Regions from separate parts of the Homo sapiens genome. Here region 2 is linked to region 1. A link is a contact called in ENCODE Hi-C or POLR2A ChIA-PET data. All regions are on one chromosome and are shown on one strand. Each heading gives the region's core, a stretch centred on a gene start or an enhancer-like site at or near the end of the contact. The rest is flanking DNA. Distances are from core to core; before and after follow the strand shown.

Region 1 (7,048 bases), core at 2,784-5,283:
CTGTGTCTTATTTCTTTTCTCAGTCTCTCGTCCCACCTGACGAGAAATACCCACAGGTGTGGAGGGGCTGGCCCCCTTCAGGATTACAGGCGTGAGCCGCTCCACCCAGCCTACTTTTTTTAAAATGCCCTCTTTTCTAGTAGATTCTATGTCACTCACAAGAGGTTGCAAACTCACAATCAAAGGCCACCTTTGGCCCACGGGCATATTTTGGTTTTTTGTTTGTTTTTGAGACTCACTCTTGTCCCCCAGGCTGGAGTGCAGTGGGGTGATCTTGGCTCACTGCAACTTCCACCTCCCGGGTTCAACCACTTCTCCTGCCTCAGCCTCCTAAGTAGCTAGGATTACAATCGCCTGCCACCGCACCCACACCACGCCCGGCTTATTTTTGAATTTTTAGTAGAGAAGGGTTTTCACCATGTTGGCCATGCTGGTCTCTAATGTGGGGAAAAGCAAGAGAGATCAGATTGTTACTGTGTCTGTGTAGAAAGAAATAGACATGGGAGACTCCATTTTGTTATGTACTAAGAAAAATTCTTCTGCCTTGAGATTCTGTGACCTTACCCCCAACCCCGTGCTCTCTGAAACATGTGCTGTGTCAAACTCAGGGTTCAATGGATTAAGGGCGGTGCGAGATGTGCTTTGTTAAACAGATGCTTGAAGGCAGCATGCTCCTTAAGAGTCATCACCACTCCCTAATCTCAAGTACCCAGGGACACAAAAACTGCGGAAGGCCGCAGGGACCTCTGCCTAGGAAAGCCAGGTATTGTCCAAGGTTTCTCCCCATGTGATAGTCTGAAATATGGCCTCGTGGGAAGGGAAAGACCTGACTGTCCCCCAGCCCGACACCCGTAAAGCGTCTGTGCTGAGGAGGATTAGTATAAGAGGAAGGCATGCCTCTTGCAGTTGAGACAAGAGGAAGGCATCTGTCTCCTGCCCGTCCCTGGGCAATGGAATGTCTCGGTATAAAACCCGATTGTACGTTCCATCTACTGAGATAGGGAAAAACCGCCTTAGGGCTGGAGGTGGGATCTGCGGGCAGCAATACTGCTTTGTAAAGCATTGAGATGTTTATGTGTATGCATATCTAAAAGCACAGCACTTAATCCTTTACCTTGTCTATGATGCAAAGACCTTTGTTCACGTGTTTGTCTGCTGACCCTCTCCCCACTATTGTCTTGTGGCCCTGACACAACCCCCTCTTCGAGAAACACCCACGAATGATCAATAAATACTAAGGGAACTCAGAGGCTGGCGGGATCCTCCATATGCTGAACGCTGGTTCCCCGGGTCCCCTTATTTCTTTCTCTATACTTTGTCTCTGTCTTTTTCTTTCCTAAGTCTCTCGTTCCACCTTAGGAGAAACATCCACAGGTGTGGAGGGGCAACCCACCCCTTCACTCTAACTCCTGACCTCAGGTGATCCGCCCACTTTGGCCTCCCAAGGTGCTAGGATTACAGGCATGAGCCACCACGCCCGGCCAAAAAATTTTAAATTCAACATTTCAACGTGAGTAAATACACAATTCTGGACTTCTGGATTCTTTTGAAAACTGACTATCTGATCACACAGAGACAATATTGTCGCAAGGCAACAATCAGCTGGAGCTGTGAAAGGGCTGCCCAGTTCACCAGAGTCCCAACTCAGTTCATTTCACTTACCTACATTACTTAGCTGATTTCTGTACGTGAGTTGGAGACCCCTAACCTAAATCCCCTCTTTTCCACTTCCACTGCCATTATACTTGTTAGCATTGAATCCTCTTGCCTAAACTACTATGGCAATCTAATTAATGCCCTTGTCTCCATCTTATCCCCCAATGTCTTATCACTTTCCTACTTAAAAACTCTCCCCGGTTTTTTTTTCTTTTCTATGTATAATTCAAATGATTTAGCTTTGCATTCAAGGTCCTGCTTATCTGGCTTTCCCCAGGAAATACTTTCCAGTTTTATATTCTAATACTCCCCTTTTGCCCATCTTTCATGAATTGTAGCTACACACTTCCTTCTTTTTCTAGCACCAAGCTTGTGCTCCAGTTGTTCCTTTAACTGGAATTCCCCTCCCAAGTCTTTCTACCCTTTCAGGCCCAGACACTCTATAAAGCATTTCCCGACTGCCATTCCCACACACAACCTCCCCAGCCTTGTCTGTCTACTCTGGGCCATCTTGATTTTCCAGTTTATCTGTCCCACATTTTTTTTTTTTTTTTTTTTTTTTTTTTGAGACAGGGTCAATCTCAGTCATCCAGGCTGGAGTGCAGTGCAGTGGCTTGATCACAGCTCATTTGCAGTCTCAACCTCCTGGGCTCAAGCAATCCTCCCACCTTAGCCTCCCAAGCAGCTGGGGCTACAGGCATGCACCACCGCTCCTGGCTAATTTTTTCTATTTTTTTTGTAGAGATCGGTATGGGTTTCTCACTATGTTGCTTAGACTGGTCTTGAACTCTTGGGCTCAAGAGATCCTCCCGCCTTGGCCTCCCAAAATGCTGAGCCAGGCCGGGTGTGGTGGCCCACCCCTGTAATCCCAGCAGTTTGGGAGGCTGAGGCAGGAGGTCACCTGAGGTCAGTAGTTCGAGAGCAGCCTGGCCAACATGATGAAACCCCGTCTCTCCGAAAAACACAAAAATTAGTGTGGCATGATGATGGCGGGAGCCTGTAATCCCAGCTACTCAGGAGGCTGAGGAAGGAGAATCGCTTGAACCTGGGAAGCGGAGGTTGCAGTGAACAGACATCCCGCCACTGCACTCCAGCCTGGGCGACAGAGCAAGCCTCCGTCTTGAAAGAAAAAAATGTTTGGCCGGGCGCGGTGGCTCACGCCTGTAATCCCAGCACTTTGGGAGGCCGAGGCAGGCGGATCACCCGAGGTCAGGAGTTCAAGACCGGCCTGACCAACATGGAGAAACCCTGTCTCTACTAAAAATACAAAATTAGCCGGTCACAGTGGCGCATGCCTGTAATCCCAGCTACTCAGGAGGCTGAGGCAGGAGAATTGCTTGAACCCGGGAGGTGGAATGCAGTGAGCTGAGATCGGGCCATTGCATTCCAGCCTGGGCAACAAGAGCGAAACTCCGTCTCAAAAAAAAAAAAAAAGAAAGAAAAAAATGTTTATAAAGTGTGCTTGTACACGTAGATGTTTACCACAAACGACTGAACTAATGTTGTCCGGTCTCAGTAAAACAGTCTATAGCTGACTGCAACCATATTGATCAGGCAGGAGTTGCAGCAGGCAGCACCGCCGGAGCTCTTTAGGGTTCCCCATCAATAAAATGGGGGTTGTCATCCTACCTAGCTCTTGGGATTTTGGTGGATTAATCGATTCATATAGTGTGCTTAAAACGGTGCTCCATAAATGTTAGCTAATGTTGGCCCGTAGTAGTCCAAGATCTAAAGAAAACGCACCAGAAGGCAGGACATAGGGAACCAGTTAGGAAAAAATCAGATCCTGTCTTCAGTGAAGCACTTACGTCCTGACATACTTTCCCGAAATGGCCCCACCAAAGGGGACCTCCTCCCGAGCTTAGCCCGGGATCCAGTACCTGAGTCGTCCCCCGCGCTGAGACCCTGGACACCAGCCTCCGAATGTGAGCCAGGCAACTGGCGCGGAATCGACACGACGGCGATCGAGGCTTCAGGAGGCTGTAGCTCCATGGAGGCGGATCCTGCACACAGGTTTGGGGTGTGTGGGCAAGGGGCAGCTCAGAACAGGGTTAGAGGGTAGGCAGTCGTGACCGTCAGTCCAGGATCGCCGTGAGGCAGTGATCTCACCGCTCCTGCCACATGCACTGGGTGAGAAAACCAAGCCGCAATGCGGTCGGTGAGCCAGCACGCTCCCGTAGGACGCATGCGCGCCTTTTTCGCGCCGCAAGTTCAGGTGGCGCTTTGTCTACGCCCTCCTTCCCTGGAACTCTCTACCCACAACTCCCCGGGGTCGCATGCGGTCAACGTATGCGCGTGCGCTCGCCGTAGCCCCGCCCCCAAATCCCGTGGGCCTCTGCGGCATGGTATTTAATCGTCTCCCCGGGGAGATTCGTTCTCATTTTTCTACTGCTCGTGGTAAGTGGCTTCGTGGTCTTTATAGCTGTTACTCTTTTGTACTTTGTCTTTTTCTTTTATTTTCTTTTGAGCGATTGTGCGAACATAGCATAGCACGCACTATGCCTTCTGTGTTGTAGCTGCCTGGCCAGGGCGACTGGCGGATAAGGTCTTGTGCGTGGCCTCGAGGCTTAAAAGTAGCAGTGGGGCTTTGTGAAGGACAAAATGGCGATGGCGGGCCGTGTAGGTCCCCCTTCCTATGATGAGGACCTTTTCACAGACCTGTACTGAGCTCCGTGAGGATAAATAACTCTGAGGAGATGGGCCCTGCAAGCCTCTTGCTTAGCCGTCTGTTCAGAAAATAGCGTTTTCGAAATGCCCTGAGTTGACCTAATGTCTTATTGGGCTCCTGTCTGCAGGATTTACGCGCACGTTGGAACCGAAGAGAGCTCTGTTGTTGCAGTAAGTTCTTACGGCCATTTCTTAATCTCTGCTCTTTCGTTGAGTGTGTGGAAGTTGCTACGGGGATGATTTTACGAACTGAACTCTCTCTTTCTGATGGATTAGTGGAGAAAACAGAAAATTCTGAGTAGCACTGTACTGTACGCAACAAATGTCAGGGCCCTATTGATTTGTCTGAGGTGTTAGTGAAGGGTGTTATTTTTTCAGATGTTCAGCCCACAAGAGCTTACTGGTGAAGGAATGGGACAAGACCCATCTTTATGCAAAGCCAGCGTTACAGTAATGTTCCAGGTAGGTGTACATGGTTTATGCTCTTACAGAGGAGACCTTGTAGATAACCACTCCATGATGAACACAAAATGACAAGCATATGGCTGAACTTTCAAGTGATGTCATCTTACTACTGAGAAGTGAGAGAGAGGTCTTAAGGGGTCTTTGAATGACTATTTTTAGGTACATAAAATGCTTTCCTCTGTTGTCTACAGCATCTCATAATCTATCCTGGGGAATTCAGCTGCCTCCCAGGGTGAATACAGGTAATTATCCAAATTGGTGTATGTCATCTTTGTAAATGTTCAAGAAAACAAGTGGCCGGCGGAACAATGTTTTTTGGCGCCTTCCATCTTGTTCCTCTTGAAATGATTTTCTGGGGAGGGAGATCGCAACCCGGTACTACAGTTCTTGTAAGGGTGTGCTGTTACCCTCATCCATATATCGATCACGTTACTGTCAGATGATTTGAATTGATAAGCTGATGTTCTGTGAGGTACAAAAGTTAATAGCATGTTAGAGTTCTGATGGCAGTTGTTGTTTATGAATAAGCTTCATTCCATCCTAATACCTTAAAATAACTAATTTGCTTTCCTTTCCAGGTATTCCTGATGACAGTCTGCCTCTATCTTACAGTAAGTTGTTTTTCGAATTCTATGGGCCTATTATCTAATAGATAACTTAGCCATTTTGATATTTGTTACCAAAGCCTGCTTAACCCATAAAGTTTTCTGGTTCCTCTTGTTCTCTGTAGTGATGTTTCTAGATAGATGCCCACTGATATATGCCCCTTTTTTCTCAGATAGATGCCCACTGATCTGCCCAGGGTCAGACGAATGCTTGTCAGTTGTAGCTTTCCAGGATTCTGCTCCAATGAGGAGGAAACATCCTGCCTTACCCCTGTTTTAGCCTGGGAACCAGTAATTGTGAACTCACCAGGGTTAACATGAAGAGGGCATGAGAGCTTATTCCATAAGGAATTGTCTGAGACATTTGGTTACCTTTTCTTAGTTTGTCCATTAGCAACCGTAACTAAAATAGTTTTGGCTGTTTGGGATAATTAGCTAATTGAATGATTTTTTGATTCAGGAGCAGCTTGTTGCTATATACCATTGAAAAGCCTTCAGAGCTGAGAGGTTAGTTGATATTTTTTGTTCCTTACAGCTTATGCCACCAAGTAGGCAGTTTCTATGATGAATCAAACTAGCTCACTATGACCGACAGTGAAAATACATGAACACCTGAGAAACTGGAGAACGCAGGGAGTGGGGGGTAACCATGTCTGAGGAATCTTTCACCCACAGCTTTGTTTTTCTCTAGGTACTACTAACCAATAACCTGCTTGGCTCAAAGGTGAGTAATTTCACGGTATTCAATGCACTCAGTATATAGGGTAGGAAAAAGTGCCTTTTTAGGCCTGTGTTTGTGATGACTTACATGGAATCTCGTTCGGCTGATGACTTGCTGTTGAGACTCTGAAATCTGATTTTCTGAGAATGATGGGTGGGAACAACATAATGCGGGATATGAGAAGCACTACTGACTTGGTCTTCCTCCTTTCAGGGCCAGCACCTTCTCTCTAAAGCCCAAGAGGAGTTTGAGGTAAATGGCTTTGCAATAGTTACCATCAATGGCTGCTATATAAAATTTTCTGTGATTTTTGTGTGTGATAGCACTGTGGTCTGGGTGAATGTACACAGACATAACTGGCTTAACCCAAAGTCTTTGATCTCCTGAACCACCAGTGATGAATTGCTGCTCACCAGTGATGAGTTGAATACCGCCCCAGTCTGATCAATGTGTGACTGAAAGGTATTTTCTGAGCTGTGAGCCTGCCTTCCAGTGACATGTTCTAAAAATTGCAAGTTATTTGAGGAGGCTTTACAGCCAATAGGAAGTTCTTGGGCTAAGTAGTGTTTCCTATAAAATGTGCCCTGAAACTTCTTTCTGCCAAGCAATAGATACAATTGAGAGATTGTAAAATGTGACATAGAATGAAAGTCTCTCAAGACTACATTTTTCTTTCTTGATTTTGCAGGAAAACTAGGTGTCTGTGTTCACTCCAGGCTGAAGTTACAGGTGAGTAAACCTAAATGTAAGGTGGACTATGCTAAAAATTCCCAATGAAGAAACTTTCACATGTCTTACTCTCTGTCCTAGTCCCAGAGCCTGTAAAGGTGAACCCACTGGGACTGGCTGGGGGAGAAGAGGAAGATTTGTTCCAGAAGGAACTGTCTGAGGGATGATAAAGATTTCTATACAGAGAAAGGGAGTAATCATCACT
Region 2 (7,048 bases), core at 2,126-4,625, 5.6 Mb before region 1:
CCCACCATTTCCAGAGGTGGAGTCCAACATCCATGGTCTTAAAAAATTTCTAATTATTCTAATGCAGGCTTATTCTAATGTAGGCCAGTCTCACATCTATCTAAGTGCAGGATTTCTCAACCTCAGCAGTGTTGCTATTTGGGACTGGATACTTTTGCTGGCGGGCAGGGAGGAGGCTATGCTGGACACTGTAGGATGTTTAGCAGTATCCTTGGCCTCTACCCTCCAGAAGCACACTGCCCACTCCCAGAGGTGTAACAAGCAAAAATATGTCCAGACACTGCCAAATGTTTCCTGGGGGGTGAGGGGGGAACCACCCCCAACTGAGAACTCTTGAACTAGAGTAAATCAAAAGACAATCATTTGAAGTTAAGAAAGGAAAGAAATATGAAAGCTGTTTAAAGCCAAGAGGCCAGATCTTTTTTTCAGTACATTAGAAAAAGTAGCAGCCAATACTGGGGTGCAGACCATAACTTCTAAGGACCAAGTCAATGCTGAGTTTTAGTTGAGCAGATAGAAGAGCTTTATTTTCACTATCATTTACTCTTATTTAGTAAAATACTGTAAAATTTTAGACCAAAACACACACACACACAAACACACACAGAGGCTGCCTCTCAAATACTGAAAATATAGAACTAGACAATGGAAGTTGTCATAGAAATAAAATACCGATCGTGACACTTGTTTTAAAGAGATGTTTATTTGTAACAAGCACATAATCTACCAAATAGGTGCAAAGCCCTATCTTTTTTTTTTTTTTTTTTTTTTCTGAGACTGAGTCTCGCTCTGTCTCCTAGGCTGGACTTGGCTCACTGCAACCTCCGCCTCCCAGGTTTAAGCGATTCTCCTGCCTCAGCCTCCCAAATAACTGGGATTACAGTCACACGCCACCATGACCGACTAATTTTTGTATTTTTAATAGAGACAAGGTTTCACATGTTGGCCTGGTCTCGAACTCCTGACCTTAAGTGATCCGCCAGCCTCGGCCTCCCAAAGTGCTGGGATTACAGGCGTGAGCCACTGCGCCCGGCCAAAGCTTTATCTTAAAAAGCTAGGCAACCTCATCCTGTCAATGTTACTTCTATTCATTTTCTGCTCAGCTATGGTCTGATTCTCAAATTCTCAATTAGTTCATTGAAACTAACAACTTTTTGCTTGTTGACTTTGCTTTGCTATACTTTACACAAAGGCTAGAGTTCTAAACCGAAAACAATCTTCTTCCTGTCCTTAAGTTCCACCAGCAAGATACTCATCTCTACTTAAGACTGAGTCCATCAAAACACACATCTCCAATACAGCAAACCAAGTCCCAAGTAAACACAACAATACCAGGGGAAGGTGCACGCAAGGTTTCGAGCACCATGGAGGAGAGTATCGGGCAAGCGGTAAAGGATTGTGAGTTTATTTCTGACTGAGTGCAGGCATTTTGTTCAATGTTCTAGACTCCCTGACCAGACATGCTGAAGTGGAGAATACCTTCCAAAGTATCCCTCCAGGACAAAAGCTATTTCCCAAACTATCTTTGCTGAAGAATACTGCAATCCACGGCACCCTTACAGTTTTCAGTAACAAGGAGGACTTACACTAAGAAACCCTAGTTACTGATTCGGGTGGCAGTCACCCAGAAACTAGTATCCAAAAGCACATGAGGAACAAAGCCCGACTTAAGCTTGTGATGGGCTTTTCTGTATTTAACCATCTCTTTAAACATTATGAGGCGCTACTACTCATTAATTACTCCGGTAAATGTTCCTAATTTAAGGAATGGTCAAAAACCCTGTCCTGAAAAAATTAAAATAACTTATAGTTTTACTTTTTCAGCCCAACTGAGTCTTACACAGAGCTTTCTAAAGGCAGTCACCAAGAGTCGGGACTCAAATGCTCATCTGACTTCCCAATAGTACCTAAACATTTAAAAATCAAATTTAAATTAAACAATAATAGCCATTAACTAGCCTAACCACTAATCAGCCACTGAGGTGACTGTATGTGCCAGGCACAGCTCTAGCTGTTTTACATGTATTAGGGCAATTATCCTGACAAACTTATGGCTGGGACACTTATTATTATTCCCATACTACAGAGAAAAAAAAAGAGAAGCTGGGTAACTTGCCCAAGGTCACAGAGCTAAAAAGTGGTCACTGACTCCACTCCACAGTGAGGAAAACCCAACCACCACCATAACTGGGTCTCATACACTTGCTACTTGAGGCACAGTTCGGTGGTTGGAAACCTGGAGTCCCTGTCCCCCTTGAAGCCTATCTGCAACATGACCTTGAGGACAAAATCAAAGTAAACGTCCCACGAATAAAGGACACCACCCCGTCAACAAGTGCTGCGAGGATGAAAGGGAACGCCTGTCAAGCACCCCCTCCCATAAAAGCAAAACAGACCCAAAGCCCCACAGAGAAAACGTGAAGTACCAGGAAAATGACATTAAGTCACGCGGTTGAAACGTCAGGGCACGGAGGTACATCCAAAGACCCATCCCGTTCACCTATAATTAAAAAGTCTAAATTGTGATCACAGCCAGCAGGACCTCAACAGGAAACACCTCCAAGTAAACAGTGAATGGGCTTCTTTAAGAGGGAGGGACTTCAAGCCACAAGAAGGACCACCCACCCCCCCCACCCCCGGCTCAAATACACCAGGGAGGCATTCGAGACAGTTTACATACAAGCCACCTCACAGGAGTTAAAAAGCCACTGGGAAGGGTACTGGGAGCCTCGGAACTGGCTGGTGTGGATCCCGATGACTCTGCGGCGAATTAACAGAAACCCACAAAACTTGTTTCCCGAAGAGCAGAGTCCAACAATGGTCTTCGCGACTCTTGACGGCGAGTTGCTGCCTCAACTTGACGCGCTCCCCGAGGCCCCCGGGAGGCCCAGCGGGAGCGGAGACCGGGCGCGGGCCGGGCGGGGGGCGAGACTGCGGGCCGCGGCCGGCGGGCGGGAAGGCTGGAGCCAGAGCCGGGTCAGGGGCGCGCCTCGCCCGCCCGCCGCGCCAGGCCGCGAACGTCAACGAGGCACAAAGTCGCCGCCCCGACCGCGTCCCGCTCCCGGCGCCCGTCCTGGCGGGGCCCCCGGCTAACAGGAGCGGACGGGGAGCGGCCGGGAAGGACTCGGCGCCGCGCCTCCCGGGCCCGCGGAGCGACGAATTCCGGGGGGGGAGGGGAGAGGGGCCGGGACGTTCCCTCCCTGAGCCGCTGAGGCCAGGTGGAGGGGCCCCGCGCCTGCCCGCGCGCCTCGCACACCCCGCGCCGCGGCCTGCTCCGGCGCCTCCCCTACCCCCATTACCTGGAGGTGCCCACGACCCGCCGCTAGTTGCGCTCAGGCGGGAAACGCGCTCACCGACACCATCAGCGAAGCGCCCAAAATGGCGGACGTATCAAGCAGGCCTTGAGTTCCCCCCCGCCCGCCCTCTGGCCGCCTCTCAGCCAATCGCGGCCCTGCCCCCGCCCCCAGCTCCAGGCTCATTGGCCCCTCTCTCCCGCCCCCTACTACCTATTGGATCGCCTAGCGGCTCCTTTGACTACATTCCGATTGGCCCGCAAGCCTCGTCAGTCAAGCGCGAGGGGCGCATTCTTTTCCCATGGACTTGACGGATCCGGAACCTCTAGGACCCCGGAGCCTGAGAAACAAATCAGAAACGGGGAGAAACCTGGCTGGGACCCCCTACGCCGTAGCAACAGCAGGTCCTCCGCTTGACGGACGCTTCGGACCACCAATCCGAGTGGCCAATGCTTTTTAAAACTAAATTGAGCCAAGCCCATCATGGCCGTGGAGCCGGAGCCGTGAGGGATCCAATAGGGTGGCGAGCTGGCCGGGCGGGGCGGGGGCGGCGGGGGACACCGGTGGTGACGTGAGCCACAATATGCGCCGGCTGCAAAGGTTAGGCCGGGCTAGGGAATCAGCTTAAGTGGAGGAGCGTTCGTTTAGTATGTGAGAGGTAACGGGATCGATGCCTGCATTCTCCACAGGGGAATTTTTATCAGAATGATTTCCCATTGCGATCTCTTTACCTGAAAGAGGTGGCTGTCCTCGTAGCGGGGTCAAGGTGAGGGATCGCGGAATATCCCTACCTGTGACGCACCGCCAAGAGATAAGTGCCCTTGTCCTGGGAGAAGGACTTAGACGAGAACTTTTGGGGTTTGGTTTTGTTTGAGACGGAGTTTCCCTGTTGTCCCCCAGGCTGGAGTGCAGTGGTGCGACCTCAGCTCATTGCAACCTCCGCCTCCCAGGTTCAAGCAGTTCTGTCTCAGCCTCCCGTGTAGCTGGGATTACAAGTGCACGCCACCATGCCCGGCTAATTTTTGTATTTTTAGAAGAGACGGGTGTTTCACCATGTTGGCCAGGCTGGTCTCGAACTCCTGACCTCAGGTGATCCGCCCACCTCAGCCTCCCAAAGTGCAGGGGTTATAGGGGTGAGCCACCGCGCCTGGCCTGGGGTCTTTTTTGAGACAAGGTCTTGCTCTGTTGTCCAGGCTGGAGTGCAGTGGGGTGATCATGACTCACTGCAGCCTCCACCTCCTGGGCTCAAGCAGTCCCCCCACCTCAGCCTCCCGAGTAGCTGGGACCATAGGCACGCACCACTGGGCCCCGCTAATTTAATTTTTTTGTAGAGACAGGGTTTCCCTGTGCACACGAGCTTCTAAATGCTCCCCCGGGCTTCCCGTTCCCCGCCATATCTGTGCCTCCCAGGTAGGACCGAGGTCCCGGACATCAGGACCCCCGCCCCAAGAGCCAGCCCAGGACACCGAGACAGCCCACGGTTAGACCCCATGCTAATAACCTGCCTTATTCCAAAATGGATTTGAGGCGCCTCTCAGAGTCCCATGAAAATCCACAGGAGGTCACGGCGCGGTCACGCCTGTAATCCCAGCACTTTGGGAGGCGGAGGCGGGTGGATCACGAGGTCAGGAGATCGAGACCATCCTGGCTAACACGGTGAAACCCCGTCTCTACTAAAAATACAAAAAGAAAAAAAAAATAGCCGGGCGCAGTGGCGGGCGCCTGTAGTCCCAGCTACTCAGGAGGCTGAGGCAGGAGAATGGCGTGAACCCGGAAGGCGGAGCTTGCAGTGAGCCGAGATTGCACCACTGAACTCTAGACTCGACGACAGAGCGAAACTCTGTCTCAAAAAATAAATAAATAAATAAAAACAAAAAAGACTGGTCTCATAAGATTATGATATTGTAGTTGTACTGGACTTTTTTTTTTTTTTTTTTTGAGATGGAGTCTTGCTCTGTCGCCCAGGCTGGAGTACAATGGGGCGATCTCAGCTCACTGCAACCTCTGCCTCCTGGGTTCAAGCAATTCTCCCTGCCTCAGCCTCCCCAGTAGCTGTAATTACAGGTGCATGCCACCATGTCCCACTAATTTTTGTATTTTTAGTAGAGATGGGGGTTTCACCATGTTGACCAGGCTGGTCTTGAACTCCTGACCTCAGGTGATCCACCCACCTTAGCCTCCCAAAGTGCTGGGATTACAGGCGTAAGCCACCGCGCCCAGCTGTACTGGATCTTTTCTATGTTTAGATACACAAATATTTACCATTGTGTTACAGCTGCTTTCAGTATTCAGCACAGTAACATGCTGTATGGATGTGTAGTCTAGGAGCGATAGGCTATCCCATATAGCCCAGGTGTGTAGTAGGCTAGACCATCTGGGTTTGTGCTAAGTATACCTGTGATGTTTGCAAAGGACAAAATTGCCTAACGATGCATTTCTCAGAACACGTCTCTGTTGTTAACTGTACTAAGCCATTTTATATATGGGACTTGAGAATCCTTGGGGGTCCCAGAAGCAATCTCCCACGGATACAGAGGGACAACTGTATCTACCAGCCCGTGTACGCGCCACGAAAAGTACTGTGCTTCTGGGGAGGCTGCAGACAGGGCAGACCTTTCTCACATTGATCCTGCTACTCAGAGAGGCATGGAGGAACATAGTCAAGCCGGAAGCCAGCCTGGGAGGTGTGCTCTGTGTGGGGGTTAGGGAGGGGATTCACAGGCTGATCACCTGGGCAGGGCGGGAGCGGCCATGCCAGGGAAAGAGGCCGAGGCAGCAAGGTGGAAGGAGCACACCCCGTGGAAGGCAGGGTGGGGCTGATCTCAGGTCTGGGGCAACAGCTCGAGAAGCAGGTGCAGAAGGGACCATGGAGGCTTTGGAAGCCAGGCGGAGGAACCTGGGTTTATGCTCAGACCATGGGAGCCAAGGAAAGCTTCCGGGCAGAAGAAGGGCTGGCCATACTCTAGAGAAGATGGCTGGAAGCGAGAGCAGGGAGCACCAGGTGTAGCACAGGGCCAGAGGGGCAGCTTGGAGCTGGACTAAGGAGCCCAGGAAAGGTTTCAGAGAGTCCTGGGACTGGCTGGTGCCTGAGAGGGAGGCTGGGCCATGGGCAGGAGGGGGCAGCCAGGGCTGGGCTCCCGTCCGTCCTTCCGTGCTGGGGAGCCCAGGGAGGACCCAACACCCCCACCGACCCTTGCATCCCTATACTCACTCATCATCAAAGGATTTGCCAGTATCTGCACCAGGCTCCTCCATCCCTGACTCTGAGGTGGGTCACAGGGCCATATACATTATAATGAAATCATATAGTACCTTGCCCAACGTAAGTGGGCCCCTAAGGTCTCCACTTATGGTTTGCTTCTAACCTAACCAGAAGGTTGAAGTCAGGGAGGACTTCCTGGAGGAGGAGGTATCTGAGCTCAGCCTGGGTCCTGAGAGCCATGGGGAGCTACTGACAGGCTTTAAGCAGAGGAATGACTTAGAAGCTTTGCATTCTACACAGATTGACGTCTCTACCCTAAAACTTCTAGATTTCAGGGATCACCACCTTCTGTCTTTCCTCCTGATCCTTTTGTAGTTTAATGTTTCATATTAATATTAAACTTTTCAATCCATCTAGACTTTAAAAAAAACCCCATAAATATATGTACCTGCTATGTACCCGCAAAAATTAATAACAAATTATTAAAAAAACACACATGTAACTGAATAGTTTCAAACATATTCAAAAGCAGAGAGAAGAGCAGGCTGCATGC

What was found. A loop is a pair of places that touch in the nucleus more often than their neighbours do. ChIA-PET counts read pairs that join two places held with the same protein, here RNA polymerase II (POLR2A). Pooled maps may share reads with other maps.
Region 2: a loop to region 1 is called in a pooled map, with 4 times the contacts of the local background. The contact joins the promoter of PPP6R3 here to the promoter of SNHG1 in region 1. A Hi-C loop is called at or near these places in 1 of 50 pooled maps. POLR2A ChIA-PET finds 5 or more read pairs at or near these places in 2 of 52 experiments (CD8-positive, alpha-beta memory T cell and T-cell).

The regions. Positions count from the first base shown.
Region 1 is chr11:62,852,870-62,859,917 of GRCh38, reverse strand. It overlaps SNHG1 (small nucleolar RNA host gene 1), which reads left to right and starts at 4,033. Exons shown (of 9, transcript NR_152585.1): 1 at 4,033-4,494; 2 at 4,702-4,785; 3 at 5,367-5,399; 4 at 5,854-5,900; 5 at 6,085-6,117; 6 at 6,328-6,366; 7 at 6,803-6,843. It overlaps SNORD28 (small nucleolar RNA, C/D box 28), which reads left to right and starts at 5,223; the gene lies at 5,223-5,297. It overlaps SNORD27 (small nucleolar RNA, C/D box 27), which reads left to right and starts at 4,835; the gene lies at 4,835-4,906. It overlaps SNORD26 (small nucleolar RNA, C/D box 26), which reads left to right and starts at 4,552; the gene lies at 4,552-4,626. It also overlaps SNORD25, SNORD22, SNORD31, SNORD30, SNORD29 and LOC124900306, and 1 more gene. RefSeq lists enhancers at 2,002-2,977, 2,978-3,951, 3,920-4,099, 4,210-4,289, 4,927-5,901 and 2 more and a silencer at 3,800-3,859.
Region 2 is chr11:68,457,079-68,464,126 of GRCh38, reverse strand. It overlaps PPP6R3 (protein phosphatase 6 regulatory subunit 3), which reads right to left and starts at 3,375. Exons shown (of 24, transcript NM_001164161.2): 1 at 3,300-3,375. RefSeq lists silencers at 2,915-3,024, 3,075-3,124, 3,135-3,504, 3,815-3,964 and an enhancer at 3,645-3,704.